Linked DNA regions of Homo sapiens: region 1 is linked to region 2. The links are chromatin loops, found by intact Hi-C in ENCODE. Cell type or tissue: CD14-positive monocyte. All regions are shown on one strand. Links, peaks and the distances in the headings refer to the core of each region. The heading gives the core; the rest is flanking DNA.

Region 1 (15,980 bases), core at 4,660-12,659, 51 kb after region 2:
GAGGTGGCCCCACCCGGATCCCTGTACCTGGAGCAGTGTTCTGGGCCTAATGGCAGCCTCCAGAAGTGACCACTTACTCCCAGCCTACAACCAGGGCCTCACTGCCTGATGTGGGGTACAGCCACAGCCCCTTTCCTCAGCGAGGGGCAACGCAGTGGTGTGACCACACGCAGAGGCTGTCTCGGCTCTTTCCTTCCCCACAGCCCCCGGCTTGCTCAAGGCCCCCTCCCATTGCCACTCATCTTTTCAATAGACTGGCCATGAGAATCCGTCTCTCAGGCTGTGGGTCTAGGGAAGGGGTCCCAGGAAGCAGACTCTGCAGATGAGACCCTGTCCAGGTGGGATCCCTGCCAGTTGGGTGGCCCTGAGGGTCCCAGCACCTGGGATGAGAAGATTCTCAGCCCCAGTGTCCAGGGAGCTTCCCCTCAGCTGGGTGAGTGGGTAGGTGGCAGTGGAGGGAGGCACAGTGGCTGGAAGGTCATGGGAATAGTGGTTGTAAAGGCTAGAAGTGGGCAGCTACACCTTCAAAGAGGAAAACAGGCTGTCTTGGGGCTGAAGTCAAGGGTCTGAGACACGGGGAGGGGACCCCAAGCCTTGGGGGGGAAATACTTGGGCAGGTGCATCTGAAGTCTTTAAACGCCAGATTCCACCTAATTCTCTGGGCTTGCAAAAGTGGTCCCCTGCCCCTTGTTCAAAGATAGATTCCCCCGTTCACCCTCACCCTCTCTTCTGCTTAAAGGTAGAAAGGGGTCTGGTATAGCGGTGTCTTGTGGGACAAATCTTGGCTTCCTCAGCACCTGCCTCCCTCTCCTTCCTGGCCTGACCTCTGGGTGTCTGGTCAAATCGCAGCACTGCCTGGCTGACACCTGGAGCAGGACCCAGAAGACCATCCCTGAAGGGGAGTCTCCAGGGCTTTGGATCCAGGGAAACAGGGTGGGGAACCCCTGGGAACCCCAGAGTCGGTATGAAGATTCTTTTAAGCTGAAGTCATGTAAGAAAGATTTAATAGATGCAGAAAGAAACCTTCTTAGAACTTCTCTCATCTCACTAAAAGAAACTTCTAAGAGGTGAGAAGTGCCCTAATTCCCTCTTTGAGGTGGCTTCTCCTCCCAGGAGAGAGATCCAGAATAAACCTGCTATGAATTCCTTCTCCAGGGGAGTTTTGTGACCATGATGAACACTCACATCTGCATAAACAAACTCTATCCTTCACTTTCTCATCTCCCATTTGTCCTGCTAAAAGCCCATGTGTCTTTCCTAAAGCAACTTTGTTCTTCCTTAGAAACCTGTCTCCTTCTCCCTTTCCCCTATAATTTAGGCACATGCTATGGTCTGAATGTTTGTGTCTCTCCAAAATCCCTGTGTTGAAATCTAATCTCTAACCTTGTGGATTAAGAGGTGGGGATTTGGGGGAGATTAAATCCGGAGGGCCCCACCCTCATCCCTGGGATTGGTGCCCTTAAAAAAGAGGTGGAAGAGGCTGCCTTATCCCTTCCATTGCGTGAAGATGCAGGCAGAAAGTGCCATCTTGAAAGCAGAGAGCGTGCCCTCACCACACACGGAATCTGCTGGCACTAGGGAGGTAGGAGGTGAGGCTTGACTCTGGAGGTGGGGCTTGGACATCAGATCAAATTGAGGACTAGCTAAAACAGGGCTGGGGTGGAAGCAGCTTTCCATCAGACAGCCCACCAGTGTGCAATGTCAGTTGACCATCGCCATGGCAACGCCTGGGAGTTACTGCCCCTTTCCATGGCAATGACCCAAAGACCCAAAATTCCCTAGGAATGTCTGCATAACCCACCCTTAATCTGCATGCAATGAAAAGTAGGTATCAATATGACTACAGAACTGCCCTGAGCTGCTACTCACTGCCTGTGGGTTAGCTCCACTCTGCAGGAGCAGTCCTGGAGCTGTAACTCCACTGCTTCAATGAAACTTTCCTTCTACCTCTGCCTTGCCCTTAAATTCTTTCCTGGGCAAAACCAAGTGTCTTCACAGGCTAAGCTCCACTTTGGGCTTGTCTGCCCTACATCACCTTGATCTTGGATTCTTCAACCTCCAGAACTGTGAGAAATAAATTTCTGTTGCTTGGTATTTTGTTCACACTGCAGGCACGGGCCCTTTGAGTTCCTCACCACTGAGCACTCTGCATGTGTGTGTGCTGGACATGTAAATCAACTCTGCCTTTTCTTTCCTTTTTTTTTTTTTTTTTTTTTTTGAGACTGATTCTTGCTCTGTCGCCAGGCTGGAGTGCAGTGGCATGATCTCAGCTCACTGCAACCTCCACCTCCCAGGTTCAAGCGACTCCCCAGCCTCAGCCTCCAGAGTAGCTGGGAAAACAGGCGCACGCCACCACAGCCAGCTAATTTTTTGTATTTTAATAGAGACAGGGTTTCACCATGTTGGCCAGGATGGTCTCGATTTCCTGACCTCGTGATCTGCCCACCTCAGCCTCCCAAAGTCCTGGGATTACAGGTGTGAGCCACCAAGCACCCACTACCGGTGCCCCCCCACCCCACATACTCTCTCTTTTCTCTTGCTAATCTGTCTTTTGTCAGTTTAATTCACAGGCCCTCATTTGCTAAACCTATAAGGGTAGAAGGAAAGGTTTCTCTTCCCCAACAACAGAAAAGAAAGCTGGATAAGAAATTTACTGCCATGAAGGCTGTCACTGTAGCACAGGATTTGACACCTTAGAAGGACCCTGGGAAAGTTCAATGCACCATTAGGATGGCCCTAAAAAGCTTGGAAAAGCCAACAGTCCACATTAAGTGAAGAATAGTTGCACCCTGCATGGTAGACAGTGGCTCAGGGAAGGGGCTGTGCTAGAATGCGTCTACTGGGGAATGTTGGAAAACCTGTCAGCTGGGTTCCTTAGAAGGGCCCAGGGGACACTCCATGGGGTGGGCGGACACCAACACTACCAAGAATCGGAGTGGAGGCTGTTCTCTCTAGAATGTGGATGATGATAGGAGATGCTGTTACAGAACTAACTCCCTGGCAGCAGTGGGGGTGATGGGCTGCTGGACTGGCAGAGACTATTCAACCCTTAACCATCAGAAGCAAGGTCAGTGTGATCCCTGTACTGCACAGCAAGGTCAGAAAGGCAGCCAGAGACTCCTGGCCTGCAGGAATCTGGAGAGCTGCATGGCAGAACGTAGTGCTCCCAGAAGAGAGATGGTCAGGTGTGATGGGGGGTTTACATGCCAGCTCGGCCAGGCTGGAGTCCCCGGTTATTCACTCAAACTGTTGTCTCGTTGCTGCTGTGAAGGTGTTTTGTGAACGTGACGAAAGTCCATCGTTGGTTTACCTTAAGTAAGGGAGATTGTCCTGGGGAATCTGTGTGGGCCTCATTTGATCTGTTCAGAGGCTTGAAGAATAGAGATGAGACTTTCCTAAAGAAAAAGCTCCCTTGGGGATGCCAGCTTTGGTCTGTGCCCCAGAGTTCCAGCCTGTGCCTCCTGACTTGCCTAGGCGGCCTCCACCATCGCACACGCTGATTCCTTGCAATAAATCTCTCGACATGTATTTCCTACGGATTCTGTTTCAATGGTGGAACAATGACTGATACAACAGTTAATACTAAGAATACTATTTAGGCCAGGTGCAGTGGCTCACACCTGTAACCCCAGCATTTTGGGAGATGGAAGGATCACTTGAGCCCAGGAGTTCAAGACCAGTCTGGGTAACATAGCAAGACCTTGTCTCTATTTATAAAATAAGATAACATTTTTAAAAAGAGTATTATTTAATATTTAAAATCAAAAGGTTTTAAGAATGAGTGGCCATCATTCTTAATATCTTTTGACTGGTAGAAAGTCACAGTCCTTTGCCAGTTTCCAGACCTGAGCAGGAACCCATGGAATGGAGAAGCCAAGTCCCCACAATGAGATGCCGTAATCTCACCATGAGAAAAGCTGCAGCGATTCCCCAGGCCTTTCCTGGAGGGCCCTGGAGCCATTTTTCAGGTAGTCCACTGGAAAAGGAGCATGTCCAGATCTTTTGGGGGCTGTTGGATTTAGAGTCTGAATTAATTCTGACATCTAGAGATTCAAAGCGCCTTCACGGCTCCTTGCTAGGGTGAGGGTGTATGAGGTGAAGTAATACATGAAGTTTCCAGTTCTCGGCTCATCTCACACAGCAGGTACATTGGGTCCTCTGACCCACCCAGTGGTTGTAACTCAGGTTCTGGAAGGTAAAGTGTTTTTTTTTTTTTTTTAATCCGTGTGTGTGTGTGTGTGTGTGTGTGTGTGTGGCATATACTAAAAATGGAATTTTATTCAGCCTTAAAAAGGAAGTTCTGACATTTGTTACAATATGAATGAACCTTGAGAACATTATGCTATGTGAAATAAGGCAGTAACAGAAAAACAAATAATGCACGATTTCACTTACCTGAGGTACCTAGGGTATCAAATTCATAGAGGCAGGAAGTAGAATGGTGATGATCAGGGGCAGAGGGGAGGAGGAAATGGGGAGCAATTATTTAATGATATACGATTTCAGCTTTAAAAGATAAAGAGGAATTCTGGAGGTAGATGGGGTGACTGTTACATGACATTATGAATGTATTTAGTATTGCTAAACACTACATTTAACAATGTTAAGATGGTCAATTTTGTGGTAGTATTGTTACCACAGTAAGAAACTGGGAAGAAATGGTGCAACTGGAGGTGAGAAAAGATGAAGTAAATTGCACGAGGGAAACGCTGATCAACTTACACGGAGGAGAATCAAGCTACTGTGCAAAACTGAGGAAAGAAGAAGTGAGAGTTAAGTATATTATTTATCATTTCAAAATGAGTCAAGGTAATAACCGGAATCATGCCATCATCAAATATTAAGGAGAATATGAGAGAGATTTGGCAGTGTGAATGAGCTACATTTCATTTTTATTTTTTATTTATTTATTTATTTATATTTATTTATTTGAGACTGAGTCTCGCTCTGTCGCCCAGGCTGGAGTGCAGTGACGTGATCATGGCTCACTGCAAGCTCCGCCTCCCAGGTTGACACCATTCTCCTGCCTCTGCCTCCCCAGTAGCTGGGACTACAGGCAACCGCCACCACACCTGGTTAATTTTTTTTGTATTTTTAGTGGAGATGGGGTTTTACCATGTTAGCCAAGATGGTCTCGATCTCCTGACCTCTTGATCCACCTGCCTCGGGTCCCAAAGTGCTGGGATTACAGGCGTGAGCCATTGCGCCCGGCCTACATTTCATTTTTATATGAGACAGTGAATAGCATTGTTTGCAATGTATAAACTTAATTTAACACAGGGATGGTGGTTGTCATCATATTCCCATCTGATATGGTTTGGCTCTGTGTCCCTGCCCAAATCTCATCTTGAATTTTACCCCCTTAATTCCCATATGTGGTGGGAGGGATCTGGTGGGAGATAATCGAATCACGGGGGTGGTTTCTCCTATACTGTTCTCGTGGTAGTGAATAAGTCTCATGAGATCTGATGGTTTGATAAGGGGAAACCCCTTTCCCTTGGCTGTCATTCCCTCTGTTGCCGCCACCATGTAAGAAGTGCCTTTGCTTTCTGCCATGATTGTGAGGCCTCCCAAGCCACGTGGAACCGTAAGTCCATTAAACCTCTTTCTTTTGTAAGTTGCCCAGTTTCGGGTATGTGTTTATCAGCAGCATGGAAACGGACTAATACACCATCCAATTCACCAGCCCAGCCTTTGCCGAAGCTGGGTGGGTCATGTCCGCGACAGTAGACCCTTCCAATCACAGCTGTTGGGCTGGGTGTGGGGTCTATGCCAGAGATCACTCTAGCCTCTGGTATGACATTTGTAACCATCTGGCTTCAATACCCACCAGAGAGAAGGATCAGAGGCAGTTTTTATTTACATGAGATAGACAACAATACACATGCACCATCTCTCCCCAGGACTCCATTAATTCTGCTCTGTTGCAATATAGCTGGTGGTGACCCAGACCACCCGGACAGTCTGCAGAACACCACAGTGGCCCATTATATGAACCCCATGTTGATTAGACCTAAGGAGCAGGAAGGGACAAGTCCTGTATTCTGAATTCCTTGGCAAGACATGTGCATTCCAAAGGGGAGTAGATAAACTCTGTATTGCTTCAGGGGCCAGCTGCATTGGTTAATTTTTTAGAATGGTTTGGGACCTGCCAGAACATTCCTTCCAAAGTAAAGTACAAGCTATTGCACCTTGCACCTCCTACCATTAAGAAGGAAGCACAGTGCTTGGCAGCCTTTTTGGATTTTGAAGGCAGCATGTGCTGCACCTTGGAATACCTCTCTGACCCACCAATCAGGCGAAGTGGAAGGCTGCTAGCTTTGAGCAGAGCTCAAAGAAAGGAAATGTGTGGCAGGTTGAGGCTCTGGCACAAGCAACCCTATTGCCAGGACCATAGGACTTGGCAGGTTCCTCGTCCCTAGAGGTAGTTGAGGAAGAGGAAGATGTCAGGGGGGGCCTCCAGCACGACCAACGAGGGTGTTGCAGGGCCGACGGCTAGAGACCTGGAGCAAGGCCAGCACAGGTGCAGCAGAGAATTGCACTCCATTCACAGGGCCCCTTCCCTGGGCAGCCTGCTGGGCCTTGGTAGAAACAGAGCATCTACCCATAGGACATATTCGCGCAATGGAATATCTGCACAATGGAACATTAGCCATAAGAAGGCAGGAAGCTCTGACACATGCCACAACACACACGAACCTTGAAGATATCATGCTGGATGAAAGAAGCCAGACACAAAAGGCCACATACTGAACGATTCTATCTATGCGCCCAGAATAGGCTAATTCATAGAGACAGAAAGGAGCTTAGTGGTGCCAGGGGCTGGGGGAAGGAATGGTGGGGCTGAGGAGGTGATGCCTAGAGGGTGCAGGGCATCTTTTTGAAGTGATGAACGTGTTCTAAAATTGACTGTGGTATGTACCCAAAGAAATAGAAATCCTTCTGGCCGGGTGCCGTGACTCATGCCTGTAATCCCAGCACTTTGGGAGGCCAAGGCAGGTGGATCACCTGAGGTCAGGAGTTGAAGACCAGCCTGACCAACATGGTGAAATCCCGTCTCTACTAAAAATACAAAAAATTAGCTGGGCTTGATGGCGGACGCCTGTAATCCCAGCTACCCAGGAGGCTGAGGCAGGATAATCACTTGAACCTGGGAGGTGGAGGTTGCAGTGAGCTGAGATCATGCCATTGCACTCCAGCCTGGGCAACATGAGCGAAACTCCATCTCAAAAAAAAAAAAAAGAAAAAAGAAAAGAAAAGAAATATAAATCCTTTAGAAATATAAATCCTTCTATCATAAAGACACATGCACTTGTATGTTCATCCCAGCACTATTCTCAGTAACAAAGGCAGGGAATCAAGCTAGATGCCCATCAACAGTGGACTGCATGAAGAAAATGTGGTCCATATATGCCATGGAATACTGTGCAGCCATAAACAGAACGCGATCATGCCCTTTGCAGCAACATGGATGGAGCTGGAGGCCATGATCCTAAGTGAATTAATGCAGGAACAGAAAACCAAATACCACATGTTCTTACTTAGAAGTGAGAACTAAACCCTGTGCACATATGGACACAAAGAAAGGAACAGTAGGTGCTGGAGTCTACTTGAGGGTGGACGGTGGAAGGAGGGTGAGGATCAAAACGCTACCTACTGCGTCTCATGCTGGTTCCTGGGTGATGAAATAATCTGTACACCAAACTCCCACGATGCACAATTTACTCAGGGAACGAGTCTGCACAGGTACCCCCTGAACCGAAAACAAAAGTTGGAAAGAAAAACTAATAATAATAATAAAGATAAAATTGACTGTGGCAATGATTGTGTAACTTTGTGACTATACTAAACACCATTGGATCGTACGGTTTACCTGGGTGAATTCTATGGCATATGAATTACGGCTCAATAAAATTATTTTTAAAATATTTTGAATTAAAAAATGCAACAAAACTCCCTACAGTAAGGTGCTAGTAGGTGCTAATGCCTCACATCAAATAAACCTTTTGTCCTCGACCTGGTCCCTTGGCACCGCTTAGCTCTGTTGGGAGGCCCTGACTCCCTCGCTGGCTGGGAGACAGGCCTGGTTATCACCCCCAGTGACTCTCTCCGGCCACTAGTTGGATCTTCGTGATGTCTGGTGTGACCCTTGGTTCTCTGACCTCAATGACTGTAGCTTGAGTCAGGCTCCCTCTCCTTTTCTCCTGGCCCAAGATCTAGAAGAACTGGATCCTCACCCTGGCTGTGTGATCTTTGGTAAGTTACTCCACCTCTCCGATCTGTCCTCTCTTGTTTCATCTGCAAATTATGGGCAGTGCCCTAGGTCAAAGATCATCAGGTTTGATTTGAAGCCTTTGCCATTCATAAATTTGTGTTTTGCATTTGGGCTTGTTAGGAAATAAGGAGAAAGTGTTGTAAAAATTCCGTTTCTCTTTGGTTTTGTACTTACTATTTTAGAAATTAATAAGATATATGCCAGTTCCTGTTTCTAAATTTGAACTACTAAGAGTGATTTTTAATGACTGTGTTGAGGAAATAAGCCATTGCCAGGAGCAGCAGCCAGGAGGAAGTTCTCCCTGGCAGAGGAAGGGATGGTGCCCATGGGGAGGGCATGTCCATACTCTTTCCCAGAGCCCCGAGCTGGCAGGGCCTCTCGGACACAGCGATGCTTCGCTGGACCCGTGGGCTGCCCACGCCCTCTCTGCCTCCTTTCCTTGGCTGCAAACCAGACGGAACTCAGGAAGGGAAAAAAAATTAATGTGACATTGCTGTGAAGTATTTGAGGACAAACATGGAACAATCTCTTTTCACCCCTGGTTGCATTTCAGAAATACAGCTGGCCATCCACTGGGAGGGGGGGCGGGGTTCAGAATCCCAGGGAGCAGTTTCCCCCTCATTCTCCTCGGCCTTTTGCAACGCAGTGCATGCAGCAAGTATGTGCAACCCGTCCCTTCCTGCAATTTGGAAGGAAGAACCTGGGGATGAAGAGGGGACACCCTCTCCGTGTCCCAGACCTAATCCTCCACCTGCTTGGCTGTTCCTCTACTATCTCCTTCTGCTGCTCCAAAGTTCTCTCCTGTTGATGAGCCTCAGCCCTGCAGAGCCCCAGACAAAGTCTGCGATGTGCCGGAACCTTGGCTGAAGGAGTGGGCAGGCAGGACAGACTCTGCAGGGCCCAGTGCGAAATGAAAACGCGGAGCTCCTCGTTCAGAAAGTATTAAGGATTTCAAGACGTCCGCAGCAGAGATTTGACGGACGCACAGGCCCTTCTGAGCTCGGGAGCCTGGGGGTGCGTGCCTTGGTGGCTGCTCGTGGGCGGCTGTAGGCCTTGGGAATGGACGAGAATAGAATAGAGGAATAGCGTGTTTGTGTTTTGCCCGCACCATGGTGATGTGTGTTGTTTAACTAAACAACCAAACCAAAGAAAGGTGTTGCCCTACAAACAACCTCTCTCCCAGGCTCCCTGTGTGACCTTCTGGCCCTTGGAGGAGGCACAGATGCGTGGAACAGAGCCAGCAGACACCACCTCTCTGGAAGTGAAGATGGAACCAGGCTGGGTGCAGGATTAAGTCAGTCAATGCAGCTTATATGCAGTCTCGAGCTATTCCTGCTTGGCTTCCATGAGGTAACCAGGTTTTAGAGAGCAGGTGAAGACAGAGGAGAGGAGATAACAGAGGTCCAAAATGTCCCTCAATGTGAAAACCTGGTCCCAAAGAACTTTCACATGCCCTTTGCCACCTGCAAGCTACTTCACTCACCTTGAGCATTTTACCCTTCCAGTAGCCCTGTGAGTGCGGAGGAACAGTCGCGGAGGAACAGTCCCTTAGCTCATTCCATCAACCTCGAGTCCAGTTTTACCCTCCCAGTAGCCCTGTGAGTGGGGAGGAATAGTACCGTAGCTCATTCCATCAACCTGGAAGTCCAGGGCAGGCTGTCTCTTGTTCAGGGTCAGTGGACAGTGAATGGGGGCTGGAACCCAGATTTTCAGACTCCACATCAAATATCTTTTATCCTCTAAGTGCTAGATGGTGCAATTAGTAAGCATCTTCTAAGTTCTATCACCAGGAGGCTTAAAATGCTTATGCCGGCCGAGTGTGGTGGTTCACACTTGTAATCCCAGCACTTTGGGAGGCCAAGGCGGGCGGATCACTTGAAGACAGGAGTTTGAGACCAGCCTGGCCAATACGGTGAAAACCTGTCTCTACTAAAAACACAAAAAAATTAGCTGGGCGTGGTGGCGGGCGCCTGTAATTCCAGCTACTCAGGTGGCTGAGGCAGGAGAGTCGCTCGAACCCAGGAGGTGGAGGTTGCAGTGAGCCGAGATCACATCATTGCAATCCAGCCTGGGCAACAAGAGCGAAACTCCGTCTCAAAAAAAAAAAAAAAAAATGCTTATGCCAAGTGAGCTCGCTCCCCAGCACACCGAAGCAAAGCTCTCCTTCTGCCCCGCCAGAGTCTAACCTAGGCTGACGGACTCGGCCTGGGGCTGCCACCGAGGGAACCATGAGAAATCAGTCAGGCGAAGTTGGACTCAAACTGTTTTTAATATATGTTTTTAATTTTATGATTCATCTTTTAATGCTGAATCTGTTTTTGTTGTTTAAAATTTAGCTTTTAAAAACTGTAAATAAATGTTTATATAGAATTGGGATTATGCTATAATAAAGCCTTTTTTTACATACTATGAACACTTTCCCTCATTAAACATTCTTCCGCAACATTTTGAATGTCTACAAAATGTTCTATTTTATAGGTTTACCCTAATCGATTCAATCAGTGTCCATTTGTTGGTGGTTTTCAACTGTTTACAATGTTTTATTTTATTTTGAAATCATCTTACTTCAACAATTTCTGAATGTGGTCCTTTAATTTGGTACTTTTTTTTTTTTTTTTTTGATGAAGTCTTGCTCTGTTGCCCAGGCTGGAGTGCAGTGGTGTGATCATGGTTCACTGCAGCCTCGGCCTCCTGGGCTCAATGCAATCCTCCCACCCCAGCCTTCCAAGAAGCTGGGACTGCAGACAGGTGCCACCATGCCTGGCTATTTTTTTTTTTTTTTTTGGTAGAGACAGGGTCTCACTTTGTTGCCCAGGCTGGTGTTGAACTTCTAGGCTCAAATAATCCTACTGCCTTGGCCTCCTAAAGTGTAGGGATTACAGGCGTAAGCCACCACGCCTGGCTTAACTTGGGACTTTTGAAAAAACCAAGACATTTTTGGAAAGAAGTCAGGATTTTGGCTGAATTAGATAAAAGATGACATAATAACGGCAAGTCCCATACATGAGTCATTCTGGTGCCCCAATGCAGGTTTCATCTTGTGGAGTTATGTTGAGCTCCCACTCACAGCTAGGAGACACTTTTGGTCCCAGGAGGGACAGGGACGTCTGGGTGCAGCAGCTGCCTCCGGACACGGGACACGGGTCTGCGCTTTGCTTCCCTCTGCCTCCCCCGGGGCCCAGCTGGTCACTGGCCATCTTGAGCCATGAACACTTCTCTGCTCTTCCTGCCACCCTGCTGCTGTGCCTTATCTTCAGCTTCACACATCCACGGAGACATCACCCTCCCTTGGAATGCATTTGCTTTGGGTTTCCAGCCCATTGGTCTTGCAGTCCACACAACTTTAGTGTTGTAAATGTGCAGCCAGACAAAGCTGTCAGAATGTTCGAGGTCCAGAGGGAAGCCACTCTAACTCCACCCGCGCTGTGGCCCTCTCTGGTGGGCTTGTGGCCTCCGTCCTGTGGCCCCAGGCATGGGTACAGCTCCAGCTGGAAGAAGTCAGGAAAGGAAAAGAGGACAGGCGCCTGCTCCTGAAGGAGCTGTGTGGACACTGCCTGTTCCCTGTGCATTCACGTGTGGTGCCACACCTTAGTCTCAGGAGTGGGAGGGCAGGCTCCATCCAGGTGGAACTGGGGCATGAGGAAAATACAGAGGGTCTGGGGTCCTGGTCACCGGTTGCCATTTTGACCCTAAAAAGGGCTCAACACAGCTGCGGGTGTATCAGGGAGAGAGAGACCTGTGTCCAAGTTAAAAGTACCCACTTACTAGCAACTTCAGGAGGGGACGGGAACCCCCATCTGCCTGGGAAGGCAGCATTTTTTTTTCTTAGCTGGCAAGAGTCTTTTAACATGAGGAAGGCTTAGAACTAAACATCAGAATGATGGAGTAAGTCAACCACAAATATCAGTATGGGGAGAATTAAGTCTAGAATAAAAATACTGGGCATGTTTGGTATTTAAAGTGTCTGAAATATTAAGAGAAATTGGCACATTAGAGGAAAAACACATTGAATTAGCCTTGTGATTTGGGTTTAAATCATGTCACTGAGCAATTGTTTTTAGCCTGTGATTTTGGGTGGAAAATATAAGAGCATTTTACTGAGCTTTTGCACAATGTTGGGACAGTCCAGGGCGTGGACATTCACCTGTTCAAACTCTACTTGTTGGATTTAGTGGAGTGACTTTAGTACTGGAGGTGTTATTGCTTCTTGGAACCATTTACAATAATTTTAGAAGACAGTAATGAATTTGCAATGCAGTTTAACGTGTTTAAGGGAACCTCATTTATTAGGTTTGTAAATATGATCGATACCTTTAGGGCGTTTAGTAGTTCAAATCCATTTGTTCAAACATTAATCTTGTTTTTTTGAGACAGGGTCTCACTCTGTTGTCCAGGCTGGAATGTAGTAGCGTGATCACGGCTCACCACTGCCTTGACCTCCTGGGCTCAAGCAATCCTCCCACCTCAGCCTCCCAAATAGCTGGGACCTCAGGATGTACCACCACGCCTGGCTAATTTTGTTTATTTTTTTTCAGAGATGGGGTTTCACTGTGTTGCACAGGCTGTTCTTGAACACCTGGACTCATGTCATCTTCCTGCCTCGGGCTCTTAAAGTGCTGGAATTACAGGCGTGAACCACCACACCTGGCCAAACATTAACTGAATTGAGTCTCCTTGAAAATAATATTAAAATTGTCTGGCTTGACAAATAAAATGAGTTGATTTGTAAGGTAAACTTCAAAACCCAAGGAAAACTAGATATTGAAATATGAAACTTATTACATTCAAGATTGGTTCTATCTATATTTTATGGCATAACTCTATTTATCTCACCATTTGGCAACACATTTTTACACTTGTCATAAACCCTTTGGGCCATGGTGAACTAAAAAATAAAATGAAAGTGCATGCAAAATATAAAATTAAGTTATTGGATTTCTGTTTCTCCGGAAAGTTGATTATGATGTCTACTTACGCAAAATGTTTGTGAACGTTTACCATTTGCGGTAAATGCAGTGACATCACCAAGCACATGAAAAGCAGAAGAAACAGCAGCATTGGCCTCAAAAGCTGGTAACTCTTTTCAGGCAGCCAAAGACAGTGACTGACGCCTGCAGCCATGTCACTCTGGGACTTTTCATGTAGATCAAATGTCAGTGCTCATTAATTTCCTTCTTTGTCAACTTCGAGTTTTCTTATGATTTACTCGATGACGTGATAGCTGTTATGTGTTACCTCCATGAGCAGGATTTCACAGACCGTTAAGTGATGTGGATATAATATGTGTATTATCAGATGCTTCCAACAGAAAAGCCCACTCAGTTAATTGGAATAACTTAATTTTTATTAAATCATTAAATAAAAATAAAGCTTTTGAGGCCAGGTGCAGTGGCTCACGCCTGTAATCCCAGCACTTTGGCAGGCCGAGGTGGGAAGATCACCTGGGGTCAGGAGTTTGAGACCAGCCTGACCAACATGGAGAAACCCCATCTCTACAAAAAATTAGCCTGGCGTGGTGGCGCATGCCTGTAATCTCAGCTACTCAGGAGACTGAGGCAGGAGAACCGCTTGAACCTAGGAGGCAGAGGTTGCAGTGAGCAGGGATTGTGCCATTTTACTCCAGCCTGGGCAACAAGAATGAAACTTCATCAAAAAAAAAAAAAAAAAGTAAAGCTTTTGAACATTCGTTCTGTTGAAGATGTATCATTGGCTCCTTTTAAAAATGCAAGATGTAACTTGCAGTTAACTATTCAATATTGCTGGTGTCATTGTTCTTATGGTGATACTACAAATACAAATGTTGGTGTCGTACAGCATCATGTAGAAATGTGCTATTATCAAATTTAAAAAGTATAGAGCAGGCCAGGTGCGGTGGCTCACGCCTATAATCCCAGCACTTTGGGAGGCCAAGGCGGGCGGATCACCTGAGGTCAGGAGTTTGAGACCAGCCTGGCCAACACGGCAAAACCCCGTCTCTACTAAAAATTCAAAAACAGCCAGGCGTGGTGGCAGACGCCTATAATCCCAGCGACTCGGGAGGCTGAGGCGCAACAATCACTTGAATTCAGGAGGCGGAGCTTGCAGTGAGCTGAGATCACACCACTGCACTCCAGCCTGGGCAACAGAGCGAGACTCAGTCTCAAAAAAAAAAGCATAGAGCAGAAATCAAGTTGGAACTGTTTTTAGTGAACAAATAATTTATGCGTGAGTCTTAAACTTTAATACGCCTCTAATTCAAGAGAAAGTTGCCGATATTAAAACTTACAAATTTTTTACATGTACTAAAATGCAACATTGCCACAACAATGCTAATAGAAGTGGCAAGAAGGCCTTAATCAGGACAATATATACTTTCTTCCTTTTTGCTCCATCATTAGATTTTAGAAGTGCACAGCCCCAGAGAAAGTAGTTTATAAATCCACCTAAATGACTTACAATAGATTTGTGTGTGTTTGTGTGTGCGTAATTGGGTCTTCTAGACTTACCTTGCATTTAGTTCCAAATCAGTGGGAAATCTTTAATCAAACCATTCAACAAATACATAACTAAAAACTTTTGAAACTTTTAGCAAATTATTACAATTATTAAAAACAAGATTGCAAACAGAAAGACTATTTAAATTTGTCACCACAAAAGTAAGAGAGGAACTGAGTAAAATGCATGATGTCTACCCCGTGTAGGAGAGTGACTTTGGAATTCTAAAATTTATTCCTGAAGTGTCTCAATGTGTGGAACAAATTTTGTAGAGCTCTTATTTTAATTGGATATATGTATAGTATGTATCAGAATGGAGTAAAATTGAAAAGGCCTATGACTTTTAACACCTAAATTTGACAAAATATTTAAAAGAATCATGCATGAAAAAAGCCTATTTGACCCAATTTGCCCTATAAAGACACTTAGGAAAGAAAGATCCTTTGGATTGAAGTCAGAACACAGGATCTGTGACAATATCTCGGTGAAATATTGACCTTTCCATTAGAAAAAATTGAAACTGTCTTGTCCTGAGCAGAGTTAGCTCATCCACAGATGCTCATTCATCTGACAACCTCAGGGTCTACGGAGAAGATTCCACTTAGCTGGTCGGCAAATTCAAATTCATTAGCCACAAAAATGTCTTCTTAAAGAAGTTTCTAGGCAATTTTATGAGAGATTAAAATAAGATAGCTCTGAAAATAATGCATTCTTCTGAAAAAATGCCACTAATGGTGATAGAATCAAATAAGGCTAAAAAACTGATTAAAGAATGTGACTAGGTATCAAGAATAATTATTCAGGCTGGGTACAGTGGCACCTGCCTGTAATCGCAGCACTTTAGGAGGCCAAAGTGGGAGAATCACTTGAGCCCAAGAGTTCAAGATCATCTTGGGCAACATGGCAGAATCCCTGTCTCTACAAAAAAATACCAAAATTAGCCGGGCATGCTGGTACGTGCCTGTAGTCCCAGCTACTGGAGAGGCTGAGATAGGAGAATTGTTTGAGCCCAAAAGACAGAGGTTGCAGTGAGCCGAGACCATGCCACTGCACTTCAGCCTGGGGACTCTATCTCAAAAAAAAAAAAAAAAAAAAAAGAATAATTATTCAGCTTGTAATTGTTTTTTAATATTCAGATAATCAATACAAAAAAGAAGATATTAGTTTTTTGCTTCAATGTAAACATGTTATTTTTCCCTTTTGAGAAAGCGTTTCTTGAGGGTTTCTTGAA
Region 2 (15,980 bases), core at 4,928-12,927:
AGATGCCTGCTGTGGAAGGTATGATGTGCTGGATTCTGAATGCAGGTTGGGGCTATTTTTAGCATCTGGACCGGGCAGCAGGAGGCTGGGGGTGAGGCAGAGGGAGGGACAAGGCCAGCATGATTTGCTGCTAGTGGAGCTGGAGGAGAAGGCACCCACACGCTGGCTGGCCGCCCTCCTTTCCTGCTGGAGTTCCTGGTGAGTGCTTCCCCGGGGGCTGAGTTGTAGCTGTCTCCCTAAACACCTGGAAGGGTGTGGAAATGGGAAGTGACTCGAGGGTTTGGGCCCTGCGCTGCTCGGACTCGAAGGACAGATGGCCCAGACCTTGGGAAGGATGGTTCTGCCCCATCTGGTACTGGACTCCTGACTCCTGGGAGGCCTGTTGGTCGGTGGTGAGCGGCTTTGCCACATGTCATGACACATGGACATGACGCCACACTGCCTCAAGGGGCACTTGTGAAGGCCAAACTAGAAATGGATGAGCAGTGCTTAGCCCATGAGGAAGTGACACACCAGTGACAGCCTTGATGGCGGGGCCACGGGCTGAGAGGGTCTGGTCCCTTGGCTGCCACCAGCCTCCCAGGGCGTGTCTGCCACCAGCCTCCCAGGGCTGGGCAGCAACCATCCACAGGACTGGGGCTCAGCCTCTCTCCCTTTGTGGGAGCCACTGTTTTCTAAGGGTGTGGACATACATGTGGTCTGCTCCCTCCCTCCATGTTTCCTGGGCTGGAGAAGACCTGAGTCAGCACGTGAACGAGGAGAGGAGGCGGCTCTCCGCAAAGAAACCTAAACACAAGGTCTGATTCCCACTTCCCAGAGCCTCCTTCAGGGAGGCCATTGGCCCAAACCACTTTACAGTCACAGACTATTTGTGCGGAGGGAGACATTCCAGATCATCTTGCTTGATGCTTGCCAGTACATCAAGATGGTTCCTTTTTGTTGTCACTTGGAAAAAAGCTTGAAGGATAATACTCTTGGTTAAATGAACTGCAGGACTTTTCAGGGCCTTGACTAAACCCACATGATCAGGGTGTCAATAAATAGCGGTGTGGTATTCAGTATTCCACAAGTTTGTTGATTGAAACCTTTTACAATTTTATTTTCCCTTTATTTTTTAGAGATGGGGTCTTGCTCTGTCATCCAGGCTGGAGTGTAGTTGCATGATCATGGCTCACTGTGGCCTGAAAACCCTGGGCTCATGTGATCCTCTTGCCTTAGCCTCTCCAGTAGCTGGGTCTACAGGTGCATACCACCACGCCCGGCTAATAGTTTAAAAACATTTTCTGGATATGGGGTCTCCCCATGTTGTGCAGGCTGGTCTTGTGAGCCACTGCATCCAGCCTGAAACCTTTTAAAAGTCAGGCTTATTGAGATATAGGCTGGCGAGGTGGCTCATGCCTGTAATTCCAGCAATTTAGGAGGCTGAGGTGAGAGGATCATTTGAGGCCAGGAGTTTGAGACCAGTCTGGACAACATAGCAAGACCTCATCTCTACAAAAAAATTAAAACTAGCTGGGCATAGTGGCACACGCCTGTAGGTCCTAGCTACCAGGAAGTCTGGGGTGGGAGGATTGCTTGAGCTGGGTGACAAGCAATAGAATGAGACCCTATTAAAAAAAAAAGATAGAGTTATATAATCAACATACGGTAAAACTCATTGTTTTAGTGTACAGTTCTACGAGTTTTGACAAAGTTCTATGAGTTTGACGAAGTGGTCACAGTTGTGTAACCACCACCATAGCCAAACATAGACCACATCTATATCACCCCCAAACCACCCCCACACTCCTTGGCAGCCAGTTCCCAGCTCCCACTCTCAGCCCCTGCAACCACCAATTTGTTCCCTGTCTCTACAGTTTTGCCTTTTCCAGAATGTCCTCTCCATGGGATCTCAGCGTGTGGCTTTTGGTGTCTGGCATCTTTCACTCAGCGTAACACGTCTGAGATTCATCCATGTCGCTGTAAGTGTCAGTAGATGGTTCCTTTTTGTTGCTGAACAATAATATCTGCTGTTAGGGTTCCCCACAGTTTGCTTATCCACGTCCCAGCTGATGGATATTTGGGTTGTCTCCAGTTTGGAACGATTATGAATGAGCAGCCAGAAACATTTGTCTCCAGGTTTTTCTGTGATCTCTAGGCTTTGTTTGTTTGTGTTTGTTTTTGTTTTGTTTATGTTTTTGAGACAGAGTCTTGCTCTGTTGCCCAGGCTGGGGTGCTATGGCATGATCTTGGCTCACTGCAACCTCCGCCTCCTAGGTTCAAGCAATTTTCCTCTCTCAGCCTCCCGAGTAGCTGTGACTACAGGTGTACACCACCACACCCGGCTAATTTTTGTATTTTTAGTAGAGTCGGGGTTTTGCCACATTGGCCAGGCTGGTCTTGAACTCCTGACCTCAAGAGATCCGCCCACCTCAGCTTCCCAAAGTGCTGGGATTACAGGCGTGAGCCACTGTGCCTGCCCTGATCACTAGTTTTTACTTTTTGGGTAAATATCCAGGATTAGGATTGCTGGGTCATTCATTAAGTATCTGTTTAACTTTATAAGAAACTGCCCACCTATTTTCCAAAGTGGCTATTGCATCTTGCATTCTCGTTGGTGACTTGTGTGAGCTTCACTGGCTCCACGTTCTCACCAGCTTGGATTGCTTGAGCCAAGGAGTTCAAGACCAGCCTGGGCAACATAGTGAAACCTGTCTCTATAAAAAAATAAACAAATTTAGCCAGGTTTGGTGGTGCGTGTCTGCAGTCCCAGCTACTCAGGAGGCTGAGATGGGAGGATTGCTTGAGCCTGGGAGGTCGAGGCTGCAGTGAGCCAGGATTGCACCATTGCACTCCAGCCAGCCTGGGTGACAGAGTGAGACCCTGCCTCTGTCACAAAACAAAACAAAACAAAAAACCCCAACAAACAAACAAACAAACCACCCCCCAAAAAAAATCTGCTAGAGATCCTGGGAAATACTGTTGCTGACATTGCAGCCACCCTGGTTCCTCATCATTTCTTTCCTTCCATCTCCTTGGATTGTGAACAAGAGACTGGAGGTGGAGTGGGTGTCCTGTGACCAGGAAGCCTCCATGAGGAAGAAAGTGACACAGGATGGCAGAGCAGCAAGATAGAAGGAGCTTGGGGTCCTGGTGACATCCTGGGGAGGCTGTACAAGCCAGGACTGCTTGCTTGGGTAAGAAAATTAAAGTGCTGTTTGGTTGAGCCCTGGAATGGGGTTCTGGTTCATGCAGCCAAAGGTGATCCCTGGTGATGTGCTGGCACAGCAGAACAGTGAAAGCTGAAGCAGCACTGACTGCCAAAATGATCTCCAACTACACAAGCCTCGGGCACAGCAGCTCCAGAATGGCCGAGGAATCTGAGGCACCAGGGGTCTCTGAAGGTGGGGATGAGGGGCTGGCTTCATACTGTAGTAGTGGCTGAATGTATTGTCAGAGACACTTAGTCCCTGAGACTTCCTCGTTATCCACCTGGCTAGATGACTCATCCACCTCACTGAAGAGAACTCAGGAAGTGCACACTATAGAGAAATTGAGCCAGACCAGCTCTGGAGTTGGCACTCAGAGCGAGCAGAAAGAGGAGAAAGATGCCAAAAGACAAAACAAAACAATACCGACCTGCAGGACATGAATTTCCTTACTGAAAAGGCAAGCCACATTTTCAAATAATAAATGAAAAATCAAATGTAAGGGTAGAACAAAGATGTTTGAAGGTATGCAAGATGAAATCATTGAACCTCACATGCATTCTTTCTCAGCAAGTTCCTGTGGTATGGGTGTCACTTGCACAAGGAAGTAAACCCCAAAAGAGAAAGATGTGAGGCACAGGACACATTAGATTTAGCACCAGAAAAATACGAAGGAATTCTCACTGAAGTTGAAGGGAACTTTCAAGGGGGAGCTGTGCCACAAGCCAAGAGGTCAGCCAGCCCAGATACAAATAGGACAGAGAGCTCTGGAGGGGATGTCTCCAAGGGGAAGGACAAACAACAACAAAGCAACAACAAAAGAATGATTACTTAGTATGTTTGACTTTGTTGAGAGGACTTTTATAGGTCTATCAGAAAATTGGGGGGGGGATAATTGGTAAGTAGTAGACAAAAAAATTAAGTTTATGAAAAAATGAGGCAATTGTTAACCCCAGGAAAATCAAAAAGTTGTACTAAAAAGAAAAGACCATCCTAGTTCCCTAAGTGGTTTAGTTGTGACAACATTTATGGTGGTCATAGTAATATCAGAACTAAATATTGACTTGGCCAAAGGTTGCGAATTGTGTAACTGTGTAAGTTGTGAAGATGCTGGGTAGGTGGAATAGGTGGGAGTGTGTGGGAGGTGGTGGTGTAAGTGAGATAAAACCGAAAGGAATAGTACTGTAATCATGTTGGAAGTGTGAAGGTCAAGGTCAAGAGAAACAGCTGAGAGACTTGAAGGCCGATGACTCACAGGGGAGGGAGCTGGAGGTGGGAAGAGGTGCAGTGATAACAACTGTTTATTATCACAAGCCTTGCAGCACTACTTGACTATTAAAACAATGTTATAACAATCAAATTTTAAAAGGAAGAAATAATAACTTGGTGAAAGGGACGTTCTCTCTTCTCCAGAGAAAAGCAGCACAGTGTACCTGGGCATTTCTGTGTTGGTCTTAGAAACCCAAGCCCATTCGCCTGCCTGGGGGCCTCCAGCTGGCTGGAGTCTGAGCACTGGCCTCTGTGGCTGAAGCAGGGTCATCTCTCGCCCTTTGTCCATTCATGGACTGGCACAGGTGGATTTATGGCTATGTTGTCAGCCACCTATGAACAAGCGAGGGGTGCCAACAGGCCATGCTCTGGCAAACAGCCAATGTGGAAGACAGAGACTGTCCCTTGCACACTCTCCTGCTCCTCTCTGTCTTTTTCAGTCTTCTTGTTTTCCTTCCTAGTGGAATCCAAATGCTGGTGTTGAGACGGTAGGCAGGCCTGGGGGCTCCCCCGTACTATGCAGGTTCCTGCTCGGCGTTTCCCGTCCTGTTCACTTACTCCCACCTGCCTCCTTTGGGCTTTGGAGCGGGGACCTCCTGCAGCCAGGCCCCTAGAGGAATTCCTCAGATCCCTGCTGTCCCAGGGAAGAGTGCGGAAAGGAAGGGGTGGGCTGCATCCCTGTGCTCAGAACAGACACAACCACAGGGTTGTGGCTGATTTTGTGCCCAACTCTGAGAAATTGGAGCCAAGCAGGTCACCCTCTGCATGAGTGTCCCATGGCTGGTGCCACAAATTTTACAAACTGGGTGAATTCAACAACAGATTTTTTTTTCTCATGGTTCTGGAGACCAGACATCTGAAATCAAGGTGTGTGTGGGGCTGTGTTCCGTCTGAAGGCTCTGGGGAAGGACAGTTCCTTGCGTCTCTCCCATGTCTGTCAGTGGCCCGTGGTCCTGGGCTTCCGTGGCTGGTGGCTGCATCACTACATCCCCACGTTGGCCTTGGCCCGCCCGCTTCTGTGTGCCTCCTCACTTCATCCTCCCTCTACTCAGGTCTGTGTCCAAACTTCCCTCCTACAGGGACACCAGTGTTATGGGACTTAGGGCCCACCCTAACCCATCATGACCGCATCTTAACTTGATTCGTTTCTAAGACCCTCTTTCCATATAAGGTCTCATTCACAGGCACCGGGTTTAGGACTGGGACATATCATTTGTGGATACAATTCACATACAGCATTTTCGTCACTGACCTCCTCCTCCACCCTCATGGCTGCTCAGAACTTTCCACCCTTAAAAACTCCTCTCATCAACATGCTTCGCTAGCACAGTCCCACTTTGTCCTCTTCCCTTGTCACCAAACTTGTTGAAGGTCCTTTATACCTCAGCTTCCCCTGATACATTCCTCTGCCATCACCATCTGCCTGACCTGTGCCTTCTGGAAGGTGCCTGGCGGGAGGGGGTTTTCCTTGTGTCTGGTCCTTTGCATGCTCTGTGGCTTTTGAGGTGGGTGTTGAAGGCTATACAAGCCCACCCTCCCCCCACCACCCTCGGCTTGGCTTTGACCTGTGTGTACCCGGCATGCTGCACATGCTGTGTGTTTGTGTGTTTGTGTTTGTGTTTGTGTGTGTGTGAGGGGGACAGCCTTCTTGGGATTGCATTGTCCTGAGGGCACCCCTGAGTCCTCTGCACCGCTCAGCCCAACAGCAGAGACGGACAGACCCCAGAGAACCCGACTGGAATGGCTGGAGACTCTCCATTGGATTTTTGCCTCCAGGGTGAGCTTAGGACCCACATGGCCGGGCTTTGGGCTCATTGCTGGAGAGCTGCACCTGCTGCGGAACTCAGAGCGTAGCCTCTGGCTGGATCACTTCATTCCCTTGGCTCTGCCAGCACTTGTCAATCTCCAAAATCCAATCCACCCTTGAAAAGCAGAGGTTAATCAATGTGCTAGGGACAGAGAGGGGGCCACGGAGTGGACATCTCAATTTACTGAGTGACACCAGGCCAGTGACTTGACCTTTCGGAACAGCTTCCTGACCTGGAAGGTGGGGGTGAAAGTGCTTTCTTCATGGGTGGCTGTGAGAATTAATGAATTATTACAAGCAAAATACTTAGGCACAGTGGATGGCGCATAATAAGACCTCAATAAATAGTAGTGATCACTATGAATATAATGTAGTTTTCCAATAAGTGGGTGGCCCCCTGAACTCTGTGGTGTCTGTTTGAGGTCAGGTGTGTGAGTCGCCTGGCACACCTGCACTCTCTTTGTTTGCCCAGGTAATTGCTCACCTCCTGCAGGGGCTATTCTGGGGCCAAGCGACTCCTCCCTGGGCCTGGACAGGCAGTCCTGGGCCTGTGACAACACTGGGATCATAAAGACAAACAGGTTGGCCCTGTCAGCTGAATTCACCTGGGTCTTTGGGAAAGTCCCCACCGCAGCCATGTCCTGCGAGAAGCTGGGAGTTTTGCAGGTTGCAGGCCCTGCCTGCCACAACTTCCCAACACGTGGGGCTTCCTCGAGGCCAAGGCACTGAAGGGGCCACGGGCAGAGTGGCCCAGCTTAGGACTACAGCTGCAGAGCCAGGCTGGGCGGGGGCATGGTGGGGTGGGGGGAGTTGGGCAGGCGGGTCTCTCGCTGGCAGGGTGTTTCCCCTCCCCACCTCTCACGCCTGGGTGTGGAGGAGTCAGCCTGGTGTGTGATGCGAGGGGTCTGTCATCTGGGGCGGGAGTGAGCCTCCGTCTCCCGGACCTTGGCTCCCCCCACTCCCTCCCTCGTAGGCCTGGCTGCTGCCTGGCCCTTGTCACCCTGGACAAGTTGATGACACACGGATGGACATTCGCTCAGGTGTTCAGGGGTTGGGGAATTATTCCTCCCATAAATGTTGCTTTTAAAAAACTATTGTGATAAAATATCTAACATGAGATTTACCATCTTAACCATTATTAAGTGTACAGTTCATCGGTATTAAGGACATTTGCATTGTTTTGCAACCATCACCATCATCCACCTCCAGAACCTTTTCATTTTCCTAAACTGAAACTGTCACTCCACGAAGCACTCACTCCCCATTCCCCCTCCCCAAGCCCTGGCACCCACCCTTCTACTTCCTGTCTCTATGGATTTGACTACTCCGGGGACTTTATATAACTGGAATCAGACATTATTGTTCTTTTCTGTCTGGCTTTTTCACTCAGCATAATGTCCTCAGGGTTCATCCATGTCGGAGCATGGGTCAAGATTTTCTTCCTTAAGGCTGACGAATATTCTGTTGTATGGACAGACCATATTTTGTGTATCTGCTTATTTGTCAGTGGACACCTGGCTGCTTCCACCTTTGGACTGCTGTGAATAGTGCTGCTATGAAATGGATGTGTGATTGTCTCTTTGAATCTCTGCTTTCAATTCTTTTGAGTATAAACCCAGAAGTGGAGTTGCTACATCATACGGTAATTCTGTGTTTAATTCTTTGAGGAATTGTGGATGCTGCATTTTTCTTTTCTGAGACAGCATCTCACTCTGTTGCCCAGTCTGGAGTGCCATGGCACAATCAATCTTGGCTCACTGCAGCCTCAACCTCCTGGGCTCAAGTAATCCTCACACCTCAGCCTCCTGAGTAGCTGAGACTACAGACAAGCCACCATACCCAGCTAATTGTTTAATTTTTTGTAGAGATTTGTTGAGGTCTCGCTGTGTTGTGTGGGCTGGTCGGAAACTCCTGGGCTCAAGCCGTCCTCCTGCCTTGGCCTCCTAAAGTGTTGGGATTACAGGCATGAACCACTGTGTCTGGCCATGAATGCTGCATTTAAAGCAGGGATTTAAGAATGTGTCAAAAGTGGGAATGAAGACATGTTGCACAGAATGAAAAGGGTGCCCGGATCATGTCTGTCTGGCTCTCCATGACCACAGACAAGTGATTTCACCTTTCTGAGCTTCTGTTTCCTCATCTGTAAAATAGAAGTGCCTTCTTCCTTGTGCTGTGCGGGGTTTTGAGAAGAGGTAACTTAGTTTGGAAAGTGCTGAGCCTGGTGGTTCAGAGCCGGGGTTGGAAACCATGCCACCGCTCTTGTTTTTGCACTGCTGGAGAGCCAGGAATGGTTTTCTCACATTTCAAGTGTTGTAAAAAATGAAAGAATAGGTGACAGAGACCACATGTGACCTGCAAAGCCACTTTTTCCTCCCAGGCCCTTTGTAGGGAAAAGTTTGTGTTTTAGTTTAGAGATGGGCTTTGAAATCAGACGCTTGTGTTCCTGGGTGCCCTCTGCCTCATATAAGCCTCCTGACCTTGACCAAGTACTCTGTGATATAGTTTGGCTGTGTTCCCACTCAAATCTCATCTCAAATTGTAATTCCCATAATCCCCATGTGTCATGGGAGGGACCCAGCGGGAGGTAATTTGACCATGAGGGCAGTTATCAGGGATAGTGAGTGCTCATGGGATCTGACGGTTTTGTAAGGGAATTTTCCCCCTTCTGCTCGGCACCTCTCCTTGGTGTTGCCGTGTGAAGAATGCATTTATTTCCCCTTTCACCATGATTGTAAGTTCCCTGAGGCCTCCTTACCCATTCTGAACTGTGAGTCAATTAAACCTCTTTCCTTTATAAATTACTCAGTCTTGGGTACGTTGTTATTAGCAGCATGAGAACGGACTAATACAGTAAATTGTATTGCTCTGTGCCTCCGTTTCGTCATCTGCAAAATGGGCATAAGAATCCCACGGGGTTCGTCATCGAACTTGCATCAAGTCACTGCTTAGCAAGGCAACCCCAACTACCTCATTTCAGTTGTGACACACTCAGCTCCTTCCAGCACATTCTACAATGCGTGTCTTGTGTTTGCTGAGTCATGCAGTTAGGACATGAGGCTCTCAGTGACAGGGGTCTTCACAGGCTTTGTGTGCTGATGTGTCTCTGGGGCGTACGACAGCACTCTGCAGAGAGCAGGCACTCAGTATTTGCAGAGTGAATGCAGACCCCACAGGGTTATATGAGAACAAGATGGGTTAATACTTGGGAGACATTGAGAGCAGTGCCCAAGACCCCCAGGCACGCTGGGGGAAGCCTTACTCCAGGGAAGGTTCCTGGGGTGTCTGCTCTGGGTTCTGCTTCAGCCAACACAACTTGGCAGATCCAATGCTAGGTGGCACAGTGGAGAAGGCCAGTAGACCTCCTGGGGCACGCAGAGAGGCATGGTGTCAAAAGGGGTGCTGCTGGCCAGATGACCCAAGGCCAACAGTCAGCTCTCCTGGGACCTGCCCAACGGGTCCCCGACACCTTTTTGAGCATCACCCAGGAGGCTGCCAAAGACCAAAGCATTAGTCCTGTTACCACCATGGGTCACAGAATCTGAAGCTGCCCTTTGCAGAAGCCCAGCTCTGCCAAATTTGCAACAGTTGACAAATGCCTCTGCTCTACTCACTCATTTCAGTGGAGGTAATAACCTCTTAATGATGACCCTACAGGGAAGAAATCATCCCCATTTTATAGATGGAGGTACGGAGGCTCTCAGAGGCAAAATGACTCACCCAAGCTCTCACTGTTACTAAATATCCATTACTTGGACTTGATCCCAGGGTGGTAACCACTGGATCTGCTGTTCAGAGAATGAGTGAATGGAAGGTGCATGTAAGAAGGAGGCGTCGGAATCACCGGTGTTCTGGGGAAGGGGTAGGGAAGACACTGCATCTCCTGGAAGGACCAAGGATGGGGTGGGAGGTCCTTCTTGGGGCAAGACCTGTGGCTGGGAGGAGAGGATGAGGGGAGTGGAGGTTGACTTAATGTTGCAAAGAGACACAGACTCTGAGTGATGACTAATTTTAGGTGTCAATTTGACTAGACCATGGGGTACCCATATTAGGCATAATTTCTGGGGGTGTCTGTGTGGATGTTTCCAGAAGAGATTAGCATTTGAAGTGGTAGACCCAGTAAAGCAGATGGCCCTCCCCAGTGTAGGTGGGCATCATCCAATCGCCTGAGGGCTTGGATAGAACGAAAGGTGGAGGAAGGGGAAATTGACCCTGTATTAGTCTGTTTTCACGCTGCTGATAAAGACATACCCGAGACTGCAAAGAAAAAGAGGTTGGATTGGACTTAAAGTTCCACATGGCTGGGGAGGCCTCAGAATCATGGCAGGAGGTAAAAGACACTTCTTCCATGGCGGCAGCAAGAGAAAAACAAGGAAGAAGCAAAAGTGGAAACCCCTGATAACCCATCAGATTTTGTGAGACTTATTTAGTATCACGAGAATAGCATGGGAAAGACTGGCCCCCATGACTCAATTACCTCCCCCTGGGTCCCTCCCAAAACAAGTGGGAATCCTGGGAGATAACATTCAAGTTGAGATTAGGGTGGGGACACAGCCAAACCATATTAGTCCTCTCATGCCTCCTGTCTGCTGAGCTGGGACATCTCCTCTCACCTTCTCTGACCCTGGGACTGAGAGTTCCACCATCGCTCTCCTGGTTTTCAGGCCTTTGGATTCAGACTCAATCTCAGCACCATCACCAGCACCCTTGGTCCTCCAGCTTGCAGATGGCAGAGCGTGGGGCTTCTCAGCCTCCATAGCCATGGGAGCCAGGTCTTCCCAATAACTTTCCCTCCCTCCTTTCTTCCCTCTCTCTCTAACTCCTACTGATTCTGTTTGAGAAATCTAAATACCCTTCGCTTTGATGACCTATGGCTGCACACTTGGAGGAAACGTCTTCTGACTGGCTGGAGGCTCCTGCACTTGCCCCTAAAGACTGTGATGGGGGACAGAGTGCTTCGGGCATCAAACCCAAAAGGCTCTCATTGACTCTTCGTGGCCTGTCATCGTGGCCTCTGGGAGTTGACTTAACCTCACCAGTGTGCTGACCTGACTCTTCATGCAGCCCAGGTCATTGTTTGTGGTTCTCTCCAAGGCAGGCCATGCTCCCAGCACAAAGCCATGTTGGGTAATTCATCCATTCACCAGTGAGGGCAGGGGCGGAGATGGCTGGAAGGAGGTGGGTGGAGAAGCAGGTAAATGAGGTGGTTTTGTTGACAGATAAGTAGACCTGTGTCATGGAGCAAGTGTTCCACGATAGGAAATGCAAGACCAGCAATGTCCAGGAAGTTCCAGGACAGCCAGTGACCTGCCACGGCAGGCAGCAGCCCCTGGGCCTGGGTCAGAAAGGCACAGCTAGCTGGTTGGAGGAGTCCCCCTCGCCCCTTCCATCAGAGGCTGGAAAAGGAATATGAGATTGTCTGCAGAGACAAATGGAAAGCCCTTCAGACAGCGGCCTGGGACCGCGCGCGCCTTCTCCAGCCGGTTCAGCAAGAGGAATGGTCACTGGAACGGGAGGAGCTGGCAGAAGAGGAAGGAGCACTGACTAAGACTGACTTGAGTGCCCAGAGCATGGCTGCACCCTTGGAGCATTTGCACACTCAGAGCACAGGAGCCAATCATCATCCCAGACTCTTCCCTCAGCCATCTGAGGGGAAAATGGCAGGTAAAATGGGAATCATGATATTTTCTTAAAATGAGGAATTATAAACACACGTGAATCTGTGACCAGTGAGAGTTTTGGAGGAGAGAGGGGGGCTAGGGCTCCTCCCCCAGACCACACCGCCACGCCCACAAATGCGTTTCCAATTACACCATCTATGGAGGATACGGCAAGCCCTTGCAAACTGGTTACCTGGAAAGAAAGGAGAGAAATTGTGTGATGTGGTGAGGTGGGGACCTGTGTCCCCACCAAATCTCATGTTCAGTTGTTATCCCCAGTGCTGGGGGTGGGGCCCGGTTGGAGGTGGTTGGATCACTGGGGTGGATCCTTCATGAATGGCTTAGCACCATCACCTGGTGCTGTCTTGTGATAGAGTTCTCATGAGATCTGGTTGATTAAAAGTGTGTGGCGCCTCCCCCACCTCTCTCTCATGGTCTGGCCATGTGAGACGCGCCTGCTTCCCCTTTGTCTTCACCATGATTGTAAGTTTCTTGAGGCCTCCCCAGAAGCAGATGTCCCCATGCTTCCTGTACAGCCTGCTGAACCGTGAGCCAATTAAATCTCTTTTCTTTATAAATGACCCAGTTTCAGGTATTTCTTTATAGCTATGTGAGAACAGACTAATACACTTTTTTTTTTATGCTAGTATATTTTGAGAGTTTGCTATGGGTCTGGCACTGACTCAATCCTGTGGGTACCTTATTTCCATGAATCTCTATTAATTTTTGAAAACTGAGCTGGATGCTTCAATGGCTTCAGCTTAGAGAAGAGGAAGCAGAGGACAGAGAAGAAACTTGTTGTGATCATATAGGCAATAGAGGTAAAGCCAGGAGCTCAAATCCACCCAGAGGTCACAGATGAGGCGTATCAGGAAGGTCTGCGCTCAGCCCAGCAGCTGTTGCAGCCCTCGCAGAGATGCTGCCTCGGTCTCAGAACAGCAGGCCCGTCGTCTGATCGGAGGGTCCAGAGTGAGGACTGACCGTGGCTTCTTACACCCCGAATGACTGGCCTAGTCATGGCTGGTTCTGCAAGAGCTGGTCGACTAGAGGATCACTGGGCCCCCTAACACCACCTGAAGCCTCTGTAGCTCAGAGAGTGTGAGCTAATGGAGAAGTGACTAGATGGCTCAGGTGTGACTCAGGCAGGCCACTTGGACCACTGCGTGGACCTTCCCTCCCCAGGAACCTCAGGCCAGAGCCAGGCTTCTTGGAAGGGAGTGGCTGGGGGAAGAAGAGGAAAAGAAACAGGTGGGTGGGATTTCAGTGGGCGGGAACGAAGAGCCCACCCGGCCACATCAGTGCCCACCGCATCTGAGCTGTTTGGGACAGATGAGGACCGGCCTGCTGTTGGGAGTGCATCATAATCCCAATAGACACAATCCCGAGTGTCGAAATCCTGAAAAATCAGAATCCTAAAACCCTGATTCTGTAAAAAATAATTTTAAAATGTTAGAAAATATTTACATTTTTAAAAGGGAATTTATTTGAGAAACATAAAAACAAAACATAAACGTATGTTTTAAAATTAAACATAAAACATAAAAATTAAACATAAAAAGCACAATGGAACACTTCATAGGCCACTTTAATAAAACAGGCAGTAAGAACACACATGTTTTTGTAAGCATAGACAGGTGTGCTAATGAGAGTCACACAGGTATATCAACTATGAGCAGATGAACCGTATTCATAAGGAAATGGGTCAGAAAGGGAGATGTGGTAATGCAGATCGCTATGGTTGGTGATTGTGTGCACCTGGCGTATAACTGCGGTCACCTGAAGTGCCGTGACGGACAACCTAAGTCTACTGACAAGATCGCGCAGCAACCTCGATGGGTCCCCGCCACATACATATGCAGTCACCCAAAGAGCTGAGAGAGATCTGGAGAAATGTTGTCTTTCACAAATGCAGATGTACAAAAAAGATATCTTTTCATTTATTGAGGAAGTTTCAACGCTTTTACACTCACACACAGCTTGCAAAGCAGCATTGTGATAGTTCACTTTTATGAAGTCAGATCTGCAAAAAATGCATAAAGAATTAGAACTCTAAAAATCTCTACAAGCCTGGATGACATGGCGAAACCCTGTCTCTACAAAAAATACAAAAATTAGCCGGGCGTGGTGATGTGTGCCTGTAGTCTCGGCTCCTTGGGAGGCTCCATTGAGCCCGGGCAGTGGAGGCTACAGTGAGCAGTGGCCATGCCACTGCCCTCCAGCCTGAATGACAGAGAGAGACCCTGTCTCAAAAATAAATAAATAAATAAAAATAAAAAGTCCCTATACAATTTATACCTCCAGTATTGGAAATGATGCAAAGATGAAATACACAGCATGCAGAACTGTGAATGAAAATGCTGACAATTTAAAATAGTGAAAAAAAAACTTTAAAAAGAAAAGGAACACAAACAAAAAACTTGTCCTGTAATTGCCACTTTTGGGATGTTAGATGTTGGCGGTTTTAGCGATTTTGATCTTTTGGGATTTCGGTATTTGGGATTGTGGTCCAAACTTGCTGCTTTTCTACCCTGTGCAGTCCGGGGATGCTGGGAACAGTGAGGGAGAGGAAGGCGATGGTTTTACGGAAAGTGCAAGTCTTCTTTGAGGGACTTAACAGCTGCATGCTGAGATGGGGCTCTAGAGCTCTCCCTTGTCCTCGTGGTCCGCAATGGGTGGTTGACTGCCAAATCCCAGACTCATATCTTCAATACGTGACCAGTATGCCATCTCCTCTCCTTTCCCTGCCGTGGTCTAGGCCAGTCCCTCTACCTCATCTGGACTGGTGCGTTGACTTATCTGCTTAACTCTGATGGCCCCTTCCTGGTTCCATCCCATCCCTGGTTCAGCCGCTTCTAGCTCTGACCTTGGGCAAGTTACTTAAACCCCAGCGTAAGCCTTTGTTTCCTATGGGGTGATTATGAGGGTTGAGTGAGTGAATATCTGCAAAGGACTCAGAACACAGCCTGTACACAGTAAGTACTAAATAAATGTTGGTTGTTTTTTATGATTGCTGTTTTTTTTCCTACCACACTGGAGCCAGCAAGCTATTTAAAAACACATCTGATTATGTCACATTTCTGCTTTTGAGTCCGTAAAAGGGAATTATTTTCTGAATGACACTGGAAAAGAATCAGGTTAGATTTTCCCTAATTTATACCAAGGTAGTTTGCCTGTGAATTTAAGATAAATGTAAAACAATATATATTAGAGGACAATATTTAATGGATCTCAGTTCTGGGAAGAAATTGTCGGCATAAAATTAATGGAAGGAACCATCAATGAAGGTATGAATACATAAAATAAAAATCTCCTGGAGTAAAAATGATGCAAAGAGAAAAAATTTGAAAAAATATTAGCATAAATATGGCAAGCAAAGGGTTGAACTCCTAAATATATAGAAGAGCTCCTTTAAATTAATAAGAAAAACACTCCACTAGCAAATTGGTCAGAAAGCATGCACAGAAATTGCACAAAACAAAGGAAGCTCTCAGAACTCTGAGAACAATGAAGCTAATGTTGATTGCACACTCAGGTCACAGACACCAGCGGAGAGACCTGTGTGCATGACCTCATTTCATCTTCACGAGGGCTCCCCAGGTCACTAGGTCCTCATCAGCAGAGCCAGGGTCTGAACATCTCTTGGACTCTGAAGCCTGCACCCTTGACCACTACACTGTATAAATACACTTTTTAAAGTAAGCTCATTTTTCAAAGCTCAAAATAACTGACAGTCAAAGAAATGCAAATTAAAACAATGAAACAGTGGCATCTTCAGCTGTCAAAGTAACAAACACTTGAAATAATGACTTCCTGCAGGCAGGCCTACACTGTGGTGCTGGAGCACAGATTGTTCAACCTGTTTGGAAAGCAATTTTGAATTATGTATGAAGAGCCTTAAAAGTGTTCTTACTCTTTGCCCTGGAGATTCCATTTCTAGAAATCTATTCTAAGGAAACAGAGATATGATCAAAGATTGTGAAGGAGAAGGCTAATTAAGGCATTATTTATAATAGCAAATGTCAGAAAGAGCCTAAATGATCCCATACCAAGGGTTGATGA

What was found. A loop is a pair of places that touch in the nucleus more often than their neighbours do. Peaks named below come from ENCODE experiments on the same cell type or tissue, not always from the same donor. Only the 100,000 strongest peaks of a DNase experiment are listed, where the experiment ranks them.
Region 1: it touches region 2 in a loop (1.8-fold over the local background); 2 of 110 quality-filtered maps call a loop at or near these places.

The regions. Positions count from the first base shown.
Region 1 is chr21:41,644,215-41,660,194 of GRCh38, reverse strand. No RefSeq gene overlaps it. Among named protein-coding and RNA genes, the nearest start is that of LINC00111, 27 kb to the left of the region's middle. RefSeq lists an enhancer at 67-654. In CD14-positive monocyte, for the core only: no CTCF peak of the experiment used is centred there; DNase peaks (open chromatin) are centred at 8,154, 8,554 and 11,284; H3K4me3 peaks cover 890 bases; H3K27ac peaks cover 566 bases.
Region 2 is chr21:41,695,199-41,711,178 of GRCh38, reverse strand. LINC00111 (long intergenic non-protein coding RNA 111) reads right to left here. Exons shown (of 3, transcript NR_024367.1): 3 at 13,843-13,941. Among named protein-coding and RNA genes, the nearest start is that of LINC00479, 13 kb to the left of the region's middle. RefSeq lists a silencer at 4,216-4,510. In CD14-positive monocyte, for the core only: no CTCF peak of the experiment used is centred there; a DNase peak (open chromatin) is centred at 9,228; H3K27ac peaks cover 537 bases.